Regions from separate parts of the Homo sapiens genome. Here region 1 is linked to region 2. Evidence: chromatin contacts called from ENCODE Hi-C or POLR2A ChIA-PET data. All regions are on one chromosome and are shown on one strand. Each heading gives the region's core, a stretch centred on a gene start or an enhancer-like site at or near the end of the contact. The rest is flanking DNA. Distances are from core to core; before and after follow the strand shown. Region 1 has its middle 28 kb from the start of CXXC1. Region 2 holds the start of DYM (dymeclin).

Region 1 (3,466 bases), core at 819-3,318, 850 kb after region 2:
TCCTAAACTCCTTGAGGAGGTGGATTTGAGGTTTCCTCCAGTCTCCTTGTTTGGCTGCCTTGTGATTAAACCTCTTTCTCTGCTGCAATTCTTTGTGTCTTGGTGTATTTACTTACCACACATTGGACATTTTACCAAGAACTAAAAATAGAACTACCATTTGACCCAGCAGTCCCACTACTGGGCATCTACTCAAAGGAAAAGAAATCATTCTATCAAAAAGACACCTGTACTCCTATGTTTATTGCAGTACTATTCAAAATAGCAAAGTCTATTTATGTTATAATCAGATTTGTATTACAACTGTTTTATATTACAATAGCTTTATATTATAAATATAATTATGTAACCTATATATAGTACTCAGTTACAATTGTTTGTGTGTGTGTAACTATGTCTGTGTTGTAAAAATTATTCTACCAAAATGGGAATGGTAGGTAGAAAGTATATGCAGATAATTTTGTCTAACAATTTTGTCTTTCATTTTTGTCCAACAAATGCACTGTTTACCTTTTGCCACCGTACTCTCTGCCTCAGAGGGCTGACCTTTGTGGACTGTTTCATGAGTAGCCTTTGACTTTTGGCTTACAGCTGGTTTAATCACTGGGGAGGATCACCAGGAGACCTAGAGACTGGGAGGTGAATGAGGGAGGGTGGTTGCTGTCCTGGGAAGTGAATGAGGGAGGGTGCTTACTGTCCCAGATCTTTCCCTGTCGATTCTCTATGGGTTACCAAGTACCCTAGCAAATTTCACAGCTCCTCTCAGATGGCCCTCTCCCATACAGCTGTTCTCAATAGGTTTCCATAAACATTGCCTTCCAGGCTAGATGTAGTAATAGTTCCCTGGTGTTGCAAACTGTAGGGAACCTACTATTGCTTATTGCTTTCCCTAAATACTATCTGCACATTTTGCTGGAATTCTGACTGAGATATGTACTCCTTTTTCTTCAAATAGATTAACTCATGCTTTCAAGTCTTATAAATCTCTTATTACTAAATATTGGAGAAATTTCCTACCATAAAGCTCCTACATTGATTCACCTATATTGTTTAAATAAGAGGCCAATGCTCTAATTTCCAATTACCTCTGAGCCTCTCTGGCATCCAGCTCACATTATAGGTAGTCAGAATTTAAGATATCTTTCATTCATTGTTTGGGTTGGACATTTCATCTTCCCATAAGTAGAAACATTTCAACAAAAATGTGAAGTGTTGTGATATTTGCATCCTAACTTCAAATGGTTGAGAACAAAATTTTCAAAGAAAATGAGAATACAAAAATAAAAAAGTGATTAATCCATACATAGATAGAGATAAACAAATGAGGAAAATATTAGTTGGTAAATCTTGGTGTTCTATGTAGTAGCAGTATTCCATTTTTCTGCAAGTTTGAAGTCTTTCAAGTAAAATATTGAGCAGAAATATTGCTGTGAAGAAATTTTTGACTAGCCTGATTTTTCTATTGTGCATGATATTTTTTCTTTCTTGCTTTAAAGCTTGCACAAATATCTTTTTATTCTTGAAGTTCATTATGTCAATTAAATTGTGTTTCTGTGTTAAGAATCTTACGTTAAAATTTCTCAGAGCATGGCATTTTTTTTCCAGATGGTGGACAAGTGTGGTGCAGCTGTGTATTTACCTAATCTTTTTTCAAAGTCAGAATTATTAAAGATCTAGAATGAACAGAAAAGATTCAAATTAAGAGTGACTATTTGAGAGTCATTAAAAGTCTGTGAAACGAGGGGATGTCTGGGAGTGCAGCTGGGCGGCAGCATCATGACGTCACAGATGAAACACAAGCACTGGAGCCAGGGAAACTGACTCCTCCATTCAAATTCTGACTTTACCATTTGTCAGATGTGGAACCTTGGTCTGATAATGCAACATTTCTGAACCTCAGTTTCCCCATCTGTAATATGGGGTGAATCTCTGTCTTATAAGATTGATGACAGAATTAGAGACAAGGAATGTAGACACTTAGTCTGCAATAAGTAGACTTATTCAGTGGAGCTCAGTAAGTAATTGGTCATTATTTTTCGTACATTAAGGGCTAGGTTACTGAAACCTTACAAATGCTTTCAGAAATTGGCAGGAGGAAACCACACATGTGTACTCAAGCAAGGACACCACACGGAGATACTGTGTTAAGCAGTTAGGCAAGAATAGAGTCAACTAATCATAGCAAGCCTTCTCTCCTCCCCCTATATTACCTGAATGGAAGGAACACTAGAGAAACACAAATTTTTGCTGCAGCATTGCCTTTTCACACTTAGGTATATGTCATTATTCTAGAAGAACATGTACCAACAACATTTGCTTGTTCATTTAAGGCAGTTTTTGCTGCACCTTGTGAAATATCTGTTCCCACAGGTGGCTTTATTTCTTCACAAGTTTATTCGTTTCACTGTTGTAGTCTCAATATTAAAATTGTGTGGTACATTGAAATTGTCAAAAGACAGAAGTTAAGTTCCCTGCCTCATTGGTATGAGCCCATTTAATAAGTTTCCTGCAGAGTTTCTGAGATAATTGCCTTCTTTCTCTTTAGCTGGGTCTGATTATATAACAAGAATAGATCCTATAATGAGAGACTTTATGCAAACATTAGACATCATAATTCCTTTCAAGCAATTAATTACCCTCAAGATTAAGTAAATTGATGCAACACTTGATAAATGTTTCAATTAATTAATTAATTTGAAAATACTTTTATATACAAACCTGAGTACAGCCTTGTTTTTAGTGATGTGAAAGATATTTTCATGAAGGCAGAGGAAAAGAGTACTCAGAAAAAGAGTACTAGCAGGCCGGGTGTGGTGGCTCATGCCTGTAATCCCAGCACTTTGGGAGGACGAGGTGGGCAGATCACCTGAGGTCAGGAGTTCAAGACCAGCCTGGCCAACATGGTGAAACCCCATCTCTACTAAAAATAGAAAAAACTACTGAGTGTGATGGCGGGTGCCTGTAATCCCAGCTACTCAGGAGGCTGAGGCAGGAGAATCACTTGAACCTGGGAGGTGGATACTGTAGTGAGCCAAGATCGCACCACTCCACTCCAGCCGGGGCAACAGAATGAGACTCTGTCTCAAAAAAAAAAAAAAAAAAAAAGCTGTATGTATCAAAACAGTGTGGTAATGGCATCAGGCTGGACATATAGATTAATGGAATAAATTGAGAGTCCAGAAATAAACCCATACATCTACGGTCAATTGATTTTTGACAACAGTGCTAAAATCACTGGAAATCTGAAGTTTCATCTGGGAAGACAAATTGCTGGGCATGACTCCTATGGCTTAGGCCTGAATCACCTAGTTGCTTCTCCACTTATGTCTGGTCCCTGTGCTATAATGACCAGTAAAGTGTGTGCTTTAATGACACAGTAAAGTGTGTGCTGTCAATGACAAGAGTTACATATGGCCTCTCAATGTAGATTGGACTTCATCACAGCATAGTGACTTTGGAGTAGTCA
Region 2 (3,408 bases), core at 811-3,310:
CCAGCACTTTCAGAGGCTGAGGTGGGTGAAATGCCTGAACTCAGGAGTTCGTGACCAGCCTGAGCAACATGATGAGACCCCCGTCTCTACTAAAAATACAAAAAATTAGCCAGGCATGGTAGCACGTGCCTGTAATCCCAGCTACTCAGGAGGCTGAGGCAGGAGAATTGCTTGAACCCAGGAGGCAGACGTTGCCGTGAGCCGGGATCACGCCACTGTACTCCAGCCTGAATGACAGAGCGAGACTCTGCCTCCCACCACCACCAACAAAAAAAAGCAATTCAATCTTCTACAGATATATATTGAAATATTTACAGATGAAATTGAATGTCTATGATTTGCTTTAAAATAATTGTGAGTGGGGATAGGAATGCATAGGGACATAGATGAAATTAAATTGGCATGAGTTAACTGCTGAAGCTGGGTAATGGGTACATGGGAGTACCCTTTATTATTTCACTGTGTGAACTTTTCTATGGTTAAAAGGTGCAAAAACATAAAAACTCCTTGACCTATATGTCGTAACAACACAGACTTCTTAATAGCTGAATCTCCTTCCTATTAACATTGCCCCAACTCAGTTCTCTGCCATTTAATCCACTTGCGACTGATAGTTTCATCAATTATTCCAACTCATTTTGCCCTATGTACTCAGTTTATGAGCTTAAGGCAGACACCTAACCTCTAAAAGACTAGTTCTTCATTTACAGAATGGGAATATTCATACTTGTCCGGTCTATCTCCAAGTTGCTGAGAGGATTATCTAAAATAAAACTTCAAAGCAGGATAATCACTCCAGAAATCCATATATTCATAAATTTCATCCTCTGCAACAACCATTCACCCATTCCTATAGATTCTCTTCCCTTCCACCTCGTTCTTCTCTTGAGCCCTCAACTCATCAGCCTAAGCACCTGAGTTCCTCTGGTGGACGCTACATTCCTCTCCACGGCCTCCACCCTCCAGGTTTTCATCCTTCAGCACATCACCCTTGCTCTACACACCCCTCTCTCCAACTTCCCCTCTCCTCTTTCAAGGAACTCACTCCATCTGTGCCCCCTAATCAGTCTATCCTGGGTACCCGCTTTGCTGGCCGATTACAATCATCCCATCACTTCTCTACCCCTGTTCAGTAGAGAACAGCTTTATCCAATCAGCTTTACCACACCAATACCCTCAAACCCCACTACTGCCCCCAGTTCACAAACACCCACCCTTTCACTTTTCAGTCAAAACACAATTGCTCAGGCAAATCCACGGCGACTGAAAGTAGATCAATAGTGTAGGGGAGAGAAGGAGGAGTGACTGCTAATGGGTACGAGCTTCTTTGGGGCGGGGGGGGCGGTGATTAAAAATGCTCTGGAGTTAAGGGTGGTGATGGCTGCTCAACCCTGTGAATATACTAAAAACCACTGAGTTGTACTTTTAAAGGGTTAATTTTCTGATATGTTAGTTATACCTCGATAAACTATGAATGTAAAAAGAAGAAAGAAAAACCCAACAGCTATTGCTCACCCTGCCCATCACACGCCCATTTGTCAGACCAACACCGCCCCATCTCCGGAAGCACCGACTTGGCCTTCGGTATCCCCCAACTCCCAACAGCGGACTCGGACAGAGGTCCGTCCGCTGTCAGCACAGCCCCTCCGGGTGGCCCAGGCGCCCGCGGGCAGGGAAGGGAGGGTCCCTTCGCCGCCGCCCCGGGGCGCTGGCCGGGTTGCGGAGGGTGGCCCCTGACCCCCTCTGACAGGAGGCCGGGGACAGCCAGGCTTTCGGGCCCGGCCGCGCTGAGGGGGGCGGCGCTACAGCCCACCTGTCTCAGCCGGCTGGGGGATCTGCTCCAGCTCCACGGACCCGCGGACGGATGGGAGGGTGGCAGAGGGGTCAGGAGAAGTCGCTGTCGCCGCCGCAGCCCAGGTGGCGCACACCGGCTCAGGCCTCCATGTTTCCACGTCTCAGCGGGTACAGATCCGGCTCCGGTCCGGCCTGCAGCTCGGCCCCGGCTCGGCTCCAGCCCGGGCCGCGTCGGTGCGGAGGCCAGGAGGCGGCGAGAGAAGAGGGAAGCGACCGAGAACGCGGCTAGGGACCAGACCCCCAGGCGCGCGCGCCAGCCAGGTGGTCACGTGGCACGCGGCGCGCGCGGGCTTCTGGAAACTGTAGTCCTTTGGGTGTTATTCGTGCCTCCGCCCTCCTAGTACCTCCTGGGCTACCGCAAAGCCACGTGGCGAAATCGAGAAGCGCAAAAACAGCCGTGCGCGGTGGCTCACGCCTGTAATCCCAGCACTTTAGGAGGCCGAGGTGGACGGATCACGAGGTCAGGAGATCGAGACCATCCTGGCCAGCATGGTGAAACCCCGTCTCCACTAAAAATACAAAAAGTAGCTGTTTGAGACAGGATAATCGTTTGAACCCGAGAGGCGGAGATTGCAGTGAGTCAAAAAGTAGCTGTCTGAGGCAGGAGAATCGTTTGAACCCGAGAGGCGGAGATTGCAGTGAGTCGAGATCGGGCCACTGCACTCCAGCCTTGCGACAGAGCTCGACTCTTCTCAAAAAAAAAAAAAGAGAGAGAGAGAGAAGCGCAAAAACCTCACCTGCCGGGTGCTAGAGTCAACCTCACCTGCCAGGTGCTAGAGTCCTCGCTCATGCTACACCGCTCGTTCTGGCGGCTTAACCTTATTAAGGCCTCTGTTAATTGCAGCTGAATAACCATCCCAAAGTCAAGCAATATTGTGTGGGATTCTGGAGAATTGAGAAATAGCAAAATAATTTTTGATGGAGGCAGCTGGCAGGGCTAGCCCTGCCTGCAAAGTTGTCGGAAAGGACAGGTCCCACGGGAAAGAGTAGCAATATGAGATAGTGCCAAAACTATGGAATTTGAAGTCAAATGAGCTGAGGTTTCCACACTGACGTCTTTGAGCAATTACTTCACCTCTCTCAGCCAGTTTCCTCACCTAAAATATATGCATGATGATGATTCTGCCATTACAGGAAATGTTGACATGACTGTAGTAATAACAATTCACATTATGGATTATTTTCTATTTGCCATGCACTATTATTTCGCAAAATGACCCTATGGAACAGATAGCACCGTTATTCCCATTATATAGTCAATATGTGCCAGTGTACTCTGTAAAGTACTATACAAATATTAGGTATTCTTTTCTAGCATAGACTGCCAGTAAATTCACTGAGCTTGCAGAATTATGACAGGAAAACATATTAAAACCCAAAGTAGACTGGGCCCTGTGGCTTATGCCTGTAATCCCAATACTTTGGGAGGCTAAGGTGGGAGGATCACTTGAGCCCAGGAGTTCGGAAGGACCAGCCTGAGCAACATAGCGATACACTGTCTCAACAAAAAATACAAAAATTAGCTGGGAGTGGTTGGCACACCCTCGGTCCCGG

The links. A loop is a pair of places that touch in the nucleus more often than their neighbours do. ChIA-PET counts read pairs that join two places held with the same protein, here RNA polymerase II (POLR2A). Pooled maps may share reads with other maps.
Region 1: a loop to region 2 is called in a pooled map, with 3 times the contacts of the local background. The contact joins the enhancer-like site here to the promoter of DYM in region 2. A Hi-C loop is called at or near these places in 5 of 50 pooled maps. POLR2A ChIA-PET finds 5 or more read pairs at or near these places in 2 of 52 experiments (B cell and activated T-cell).

Annotation. Positions count from the first base shown.
Region 1 is chr18:50,313,508-50,316,973 of GRCh38, forward strand. No RefSeq gene overlaps it. Among named protein-coding and RNA genes, the nearest start is that of CXXC1, 28 kb to the left of the region's middle. Within about 2 kb of position 2,069, at least 3 of the 41 ENCODE cell types and tissues checked have a DNase peak (open chromatin) inside an H3K27ac peak, as active enhancers do.
Region 2 is chr18:49,458,585-49,461,992 of GRCh38, forward strand. It overlaps DYM (dymeclin), which reads right to left and starts at 2,061. Exons shown (of 18, transcript NM_001353214.3): 1 at 1,814-2,061. RefSeq lists a silencer at 1,460-2,039.